2 separate regions of the Homo sapiens genome follow, and region 2 is linked to region 1. Evidence: chromatin contacts called from ENCODE Hi-C or POLR2A ChIA-PET data. All regions are on one chromosome and are shown on one strand. Each heading gives the region's core, a stretch centred on a gene start or an enhancer-like site at or near the end of the contact. The rest is flanking DNA. Distances are from core to core; before and after follow the strand shown.

The links. Hi-C counts contacts between places; a loop is a spot of excess contacts on that map. ChIA-PET counts read pairs that join two places held with the same protein, here RNA polymerase II (POLR2A). Pooled maps may share reads with other maps.
Region 2: a loop to region 1 is called in a pooled map, with 10 times the contacts of the local background. The contact joins two enhancer-like sites. A Hi-C loop is called at or near these places in 1 of 50 pooled maps. POLR2A ChIA-PET finds 5 or more read pairs at or near these places in 2 of 52 experiments (T-cell and WTC11).

The regions. Positions count from the first base shown.
Region 1 is chr19:44,768,887-44,772,046 of GRCh38, reverse strand. No RefSeq gene overlaps it. Among named protein-coding and RNA genes, the nearest start is that of CBLC, 7.4 kb to the left of the region's middle. Within about 2 kb of position 1,311, at least 4 of the 41 ENCODE cell types and tissues checked have a DNase peak (open chromatin) inside an H3K27ac peak, as active enhancers do.
Region 2 is chr19:48,491,498-48,494,507 of GRCh38, reverse strand. LMTK3 (lemur tyrosine kinase 3) reads left to right here. Exons shown (of 15, transcript NM_001388485.1): 12 at 399-814; 13 at 2,969-3,010. Among named protein-coding and RNA genes, the nearest start is that of LMTK3, 19 kb to the left of the region's middle. RefSeq lists an enhancer at 92-592 and silencers at 605-654, 845-1,324, 1,154-1,345, 1,345-1,554. Within about 2 kb of position 1,552, at least 26 of the 41 ENCODE cell types and tissues checked have a DNase peak (open chromatin) inside an H3K27ac peak, as active enhancers do.

The sequences.
Region 1 (3,160 bases), core at 62-2,561:
AAAAAAAAAAAAAGCTACAAGAGAATAATTGTGATGTTCTAAACACAAAGAAAAGATAAACGAGGTGATGGATATCCCAGTTACCCTGATTTCATCATTGCACATTGTATACATGTATCAAAACATCACATGTACCCCCACAATATGTACAACTATGTTATGTCCAAAAATACAAAAAAGGGAGAGTATGTTATGGGTTGTCTAGAGCTGGAAGGGTGTTGAGGGGAAATAGGGAGTGACTACTAATGGGTATGAGGTTTCTTTTTGGGGTGAACAACTGTTTTAAAATAGAATCTGGTGAGGCAGGCATGGTGGCTCACGCCTGTAATCCCAGCACTTTGGGATGCTGAGGCAGGTGGATTGCTTGAGCTCAGGAGTTCGAGACTAGCCTGGGCAACACAGTGAAACCCTGTCTCTACTAAAGTATAAAAAATTAGCCGGGCATGGCGGCATGCACCTGTAATCCTAGCTACTCGGGAGGCTGAGACAGGAGAATGGCATGAACCTGGGAGGCAGAGGTTGCAGTGAGCTGAGACTGAACCATTGCACTCCAGCCTGGGCGACAGAGCTAGACTCCATCTCAAAAAAAAAAAAAAAAAAAAAAGTCTGGTGATAATTGCACTATTTTGTGAATATACTAAAGTCACTGAATTGTACACTTTTTAAAATTTTATTTTTATTTTTATAGAGACGAGGTCTCTCTGTGTTGCCCAGGCTGGTCTTGAACTCCTGAGTTCAAGTAATTCTCCCACCTCGGCCTCCCAAAGTGGTGGGATTACAGGCATGAGCCACTGCGCCCGGCCAGAATTGTACACTTTAAAGAGGTAAATTGTATGGTATACACATTATATCTCAATAAAACAGTTAGGCTGGATGAAAAAGCCAAATACCGCTCATTCTTACTTGTAAGTGGGAGCTAAACGTTGAGTACTCAGGGACATAAAGATGGCAACAATAGAAACTGGGGACTGCTAAAGTGGGGAGGGAAGAAGGGAGGGGGCAAGGGTTGAAAAACTGTTGGGTACTATGCTCAGTACCTGGGTGACGGGATCAGTCGTACCCCAAACCTCAGCATCATGCAATATACCCAGGTAACAAGCCTGCACATGTACTCCCTGAATCTAAAATGAAAGTTGAAAAAAATAAAACGAAATAAAGCTATTGAATAAAAAGTGGAGACCTGAGGATAGCCACAAGAGGGCGCTCTGAGCACAGAGTTACCACCTCCCTTGGGAACGGAGTTTCTCGGCCACGCCTCAAACTATGGCCATACCTTCGAGGCCCTGGCCACGCCTCTGGGACTGTGGTCCCACCCCCAAGGGCCTAGCCCCACCCCTACACCTTAACCACACCCTCAGGTCCTGGTCACACCCTCAAAGCAGTGTCTGAAGCAGCCCATTCACGCCCCCAGCTCCCCAGACTCTGACCACAAATGCATGCACAGACTTAGAGATACTCGGAAACACAGAACCTTAAACCATAGACTTTTCTTTTCTTTTTTTTTTTTTTTGAGACTGAGTCTCGCTCTGTCGCCCAGGCTGGAGTGCAGTAGCGCGAACTCTAGTCACTGCAACCTCCGCCTCCCGGGTTCAAGCGATTCTCGTGCCTCACGCTCCCGAGTAGCTGGTATTACAGGCGCATCTCACCACACCTGGCTAATTTTTTGTATTTTTAGTAGAGACGGAGTTTCACCATGTTGGCCAGGCTGGTCTCGAACTCCTGACTTCAAGTGATCTGCCCGCCTCGGCCTCCCAAAGTGCTGGGATTACAGGCGAGAGCCACCGCGCCTGGCCAAAATCACAGACTCTTAAACCATGACTTTTACTTTGAAATCATTTGTTTTTCTTTTGAAATTATTTTAAAGTTACAGAGAAGTTGCAAGAATAGTTTCAGACATTACGTCCCTTTGCCTCTAAATGCTTCAGTTGCATTTCCAAGTGTAAGGACGTTCTCTTACACCACCACAGTACAGAGGAGCAGTGTACATTTCTCAGTGACAGTAGTATCCAACAGTGCAGCCTGTATGCAAATTGCCAGCTGTCCCCAAACTATCTGTCATAGCAAAAAGTTTTCATCTCTTCGGTTTCCTTCAGTCTGGTACGGTTCCTTGGCCTTTCTTTGTTTTTCATGGAATTGACATTTTTGAAGATTATAGGCTAGTTCTTTTGGAGAAGGTCTCCTTGATTTGGGTTTGTGTGATGTTTCCTTGTGATTAGATTCTGGTGGCAGGAGTGTTACAGAAGTGATGCTGTGTCCTTCTCTGTACATGATATCAGGAGGCACACGATGCTGGTTGTCCCAAGAATGCTGACAGATTTGGTCGGTTGGTTATGGTGAATCATGGAATCCCAGACCTATCGATTCACCAAGTCAGTCTCTTCCATCCCTGGGCCACAGTTTCCCTTTCTATAAAGTAAAAGTCTGGCTTATGTGAAGGTCTGAAAACACACTTAAAGAACAGATGTGTTCGGCTGCGCGGTGGCTCATGCCTATAATCCCAGCACTTTGGGAGGCCGAGGCGGGCGGATCATGAAGTCAGGAGATCGAGACCATCCTGGCTAACACGGTGAAACCCCATCTCTACTAAAAATATAAAAAATTATCCGGGCGTGGTGGCGGGCGCCTGTAGTCCCAGCTACTTGGGAGGCTGAGGCAGGGGAATGGCATGAACCCAGGAGGCGGAGCTTGCAGTGAGCTGAGATCACGCCACTGCACTCCAGCCTGGGCGACAGAGCGAGACTCCGTCTCAAAAAACAAACAAACAATGAAAAAAAGAAAAGATGTGTTCTGTTTACCTCTCACACTCTTTTTTTTTCTTTTTGTTTTTTGAGACAGTCTCCCTCTGTCGCCCAGGCTGGAGTGCAGTGGCTGAATCACAGCTCACTGCAACCTCTGCCTCTGGGTTCAAGCAATCCTTCTACCTCAGCCTCTCAAGTTGGTGGGTGCCACCATACCTGGCTAATTTTTGTAGAGATGGGATTTTGCCATGTTGCCCAGGCTGGTCTTGAACTCCTGGCCAATCCACTCACCTTGGCCTCCCAAAGTGCTGGGATTACAGGTGTAAGCCACCGTCCCCTGACTCTGTGTGTGTGTGTTTGAGGCAAAGTCTCTCGCTGTCACTCAGGCTGGAGTGCAGTGGCATGGTCACAGCTCACTGCAG
Region 2 (3,010 bases), core at 303-2,802, 3.7 Mb before region 1:
AATACAAAAAATTAGCCGGGCATGGTGGCACGTGCGCCTGTAGTCCCAGCTATTCGGTGGGAGGAATGGTGGGGTGGCCCATGTGGCTAGATGGAGGTCAGGCCAGAGGAGGTGGGGACAGAGGCCAGAGAAATCAGGTAGGCCAGGGCATGAGGGCCTGGTGGGCTGTGGGAAGTTGCGGCTTAAAGCCGTTGGCACTGGGGAGCTCTGGGGAGGTTGAGCACTGGAGAGGACCTTTCCCACCCTGCCTGGAGAAGCCCTGGTGCAGCCCTTCCGTTCACAAAGTGGGTGCTGAGGCCCAGATTGTGCGGGGGTCTTATCTGAGGCCACACAGCTAGGTGGGAGGGCCTGCCTCAGTTTCACCGGGACAGGGGCTCACCAGGTCTCTCCCCTCGCAGCCAGGCTCTCCCGGCTCTCGCTGGCGCTGCCGCCGCTCACGCTCACGCCATTCCCGGGGCCGGGCCCGCGGCGGCCCCCGTGGGAGGGCGCGGACGCCGGGGCGGCTGGCGGGGAGGCCGGCGGGGCGGGAGCGCCGGGGCCGGCGGAGGAGGACGGGGAGGACGAGGACGAGGACGAGGAGGAGGACGAGGAGGCGGCGGCGCCGGGCGCGGCGGCGGGGCCGCGGGGCCCCGGGAGGGCGCGAGCAGCCCCGGTGCCCGTCGTGGTGAGCAGCGCCGACGCGGACGCGGCCCGCCCGCTGCGGGGGCTGCTCAAGTCTCCGCGCGGGGCCGACGAGCCAGAGGACAGCGAGCTGGAGAGGAAGCGCAAGATGGTCTCCTTCCACGGGGACGTGACCGTCTACCTCTTCGACCAGGTGCGGAACCCGAGAGGGCGCGGTTTCGGGGTCGCGGCCTGGAGGGAGCAGGAGCCTAGAGCCGGGAAGGGCCTGGCGGGAGGCCGAGCTTAGAGTTGGGCGGGGCCTGGAGGGAGGCGGAGCTGGAGTGGGGCGGGGCCTGAAGGGAGGCCGAGCTAGGGTGGGGCGGGGCCTGGAGGGAGGCCGAGTTAGAGTGGGGCGTGGCCTGAAGGGAGGCCGAGCTGGAGTGATGCGGGGCCTGGAGGGAGGGCAAGCTGAATTGGGGTGGGACCTAAGGGGAGCCCCAATCTAGAGTGGGGCGGGGCCTGGGGCGGGGCCGAGCTAGAGTGGGGCGGGGCCCAGGGAGAGGGCGGGCTGGGGGGCGGAGCCCAGGGCGGGGCCTGGAGGGAGGTCGAGCCTAGAGGTGCAGGGCCTGGGGCGGGGCCTAGACGAAGGCTGAGCTTAGGGTGGGGCGGGGTCTACAGCAGGGTTTGAAGGCAGGCTGAGCCTAGAGCGGGGGCGGGGCCTGGAAGGAGACCGCGCCTAGGATCGGGACAGAGTCTGGATCCGGGCCTGAGGGAGGCCAAGTCTGTGGCGCGGCAAGAGGAGGCCTGGAGAAAATCCAAGGCTGGAATGGGGGCGGAGCCTAGGGCGGGGCGGATGGAGCAGGGCGCGGGAAGGGCCTGAGGGGTGAAGGCGGGGTCTGGGGAGAGACTGGTCAGGGAAATGGGGCGGGACTAGGAAGATGGGAGGAGGCTTTGAGTGTGAGGGCAGGGCCTGGCAATGGGGCAGGGCCAGGAGTATGGGCCGAGCCTAGAGCTGGGGCGGGACCTAGGGTGAGGGCAGGGCTTGTGACGGGGGCGTGGTCTAGAGGGCGAGGAGAGGTCTGGAGAGAGAGTGTGGGTCTGGAAGGAAAGAGGGGGTACTGGGTAGTCAAGTATGGGATCCTGGAGAGGCTAGGGAGGAAGTGTTGAGAAGAGGCCTGGATGGTGAAGGGGCCTAGTGAGAGTTTGGGCATGGTTTGTTGACTAGAGTTCTAGTGTCTGTAGGCTGGTTCGGGTTGGAGCAGATCTTACCCACTAGGGAAGGGCCATGGCTAGGCTGCAGGTGGGCTTCAGAGATGGAGCAGGCAGTCTTAACGTATTCTGGGGTGAGGTCAGGGATGAGCGAACCTAACGACTGGGACGGGTCTTTAGAGAGATGGGTTGAGGAATGTGTTAAGAGTTAGGCCTGTCCCGGGTGGCTCACGCCTGTAATCCCAGCACTTTGGGAGGCCGAGGCGGGAGGATCACTTGAGGTCAAGAGTTCGAGACCAGCCTAGCCAAAATGGCGAGACCTCGTCTCTTAAAAAGAAAAAAATTATCTTGGTGTGGTGGTGCGCATCTGTAGTCCCAGCTACTTAGGAGGCTCAGGTGGGAGGATCGCTTGAGCCCAGGAGGTTGAGGCTGCATTGAGCCATGATCACAACACTGCTCTCCAGCCTGGGCGACAGTGAGACTCTGTCTAAAACAAAAAGAAAAACACAGGATATGGTGTTGAAGAGAAAAAGGGAGGGCGAGTGGTGCTGAGGAACTGGGACCTTGTCTAGATGAACCTGGGGCGGGCATACTGGGCTGAGATTATGAAAGGAATGGAAACAAGGCCAAGAACTGGGGCCTGGGCCACTGAAATGTTTTCAGAGGGGTGGGACTTGGAGGGCGGGAGCAGGTCTACTTCTGAGGGAGGGCTCAGGGGCAGGGTCACAGCATCCAGCACGGCATGCGCTCAGGATGGGGCAGGGGTTGGGAGGGCCACTGGAGCAGGTCAAGATCTCAGAGGTGGGTGGGACTGACGTGGACGGGGTGGGGCTTATGGAGATCGCTTTGGGTTAGGGGATCCGGTGGAGGCCTCACGTTAATGAGCCAGGAGAGAATCCCTGCGTTGGGCTACTTAGCTGTGCGCGGGGCTCCGCTGTCAGGAAAGGAGCCTCTGGCCAGGTTGAGGTTAAGGCTGGCCCAAGGCTTCGAAGCCAGATTAGGGGCTCCAGCCACCTCTCCAGAGCGTGCGAGTCAGTGATTACAAATTGGGATTCCTAGAGCCCCAGAAATATTAGCCGGTTTTGTTGCTTTTGGGGGATGCGGTAAATGGGACGTGAAGGTTTGTCCCCTCTGGCTTCCCCCTAATCTGCCTTCACAGGAGACGCCAACCAACGAGCTGAGCGTCCAGGCCCCCCCCGAG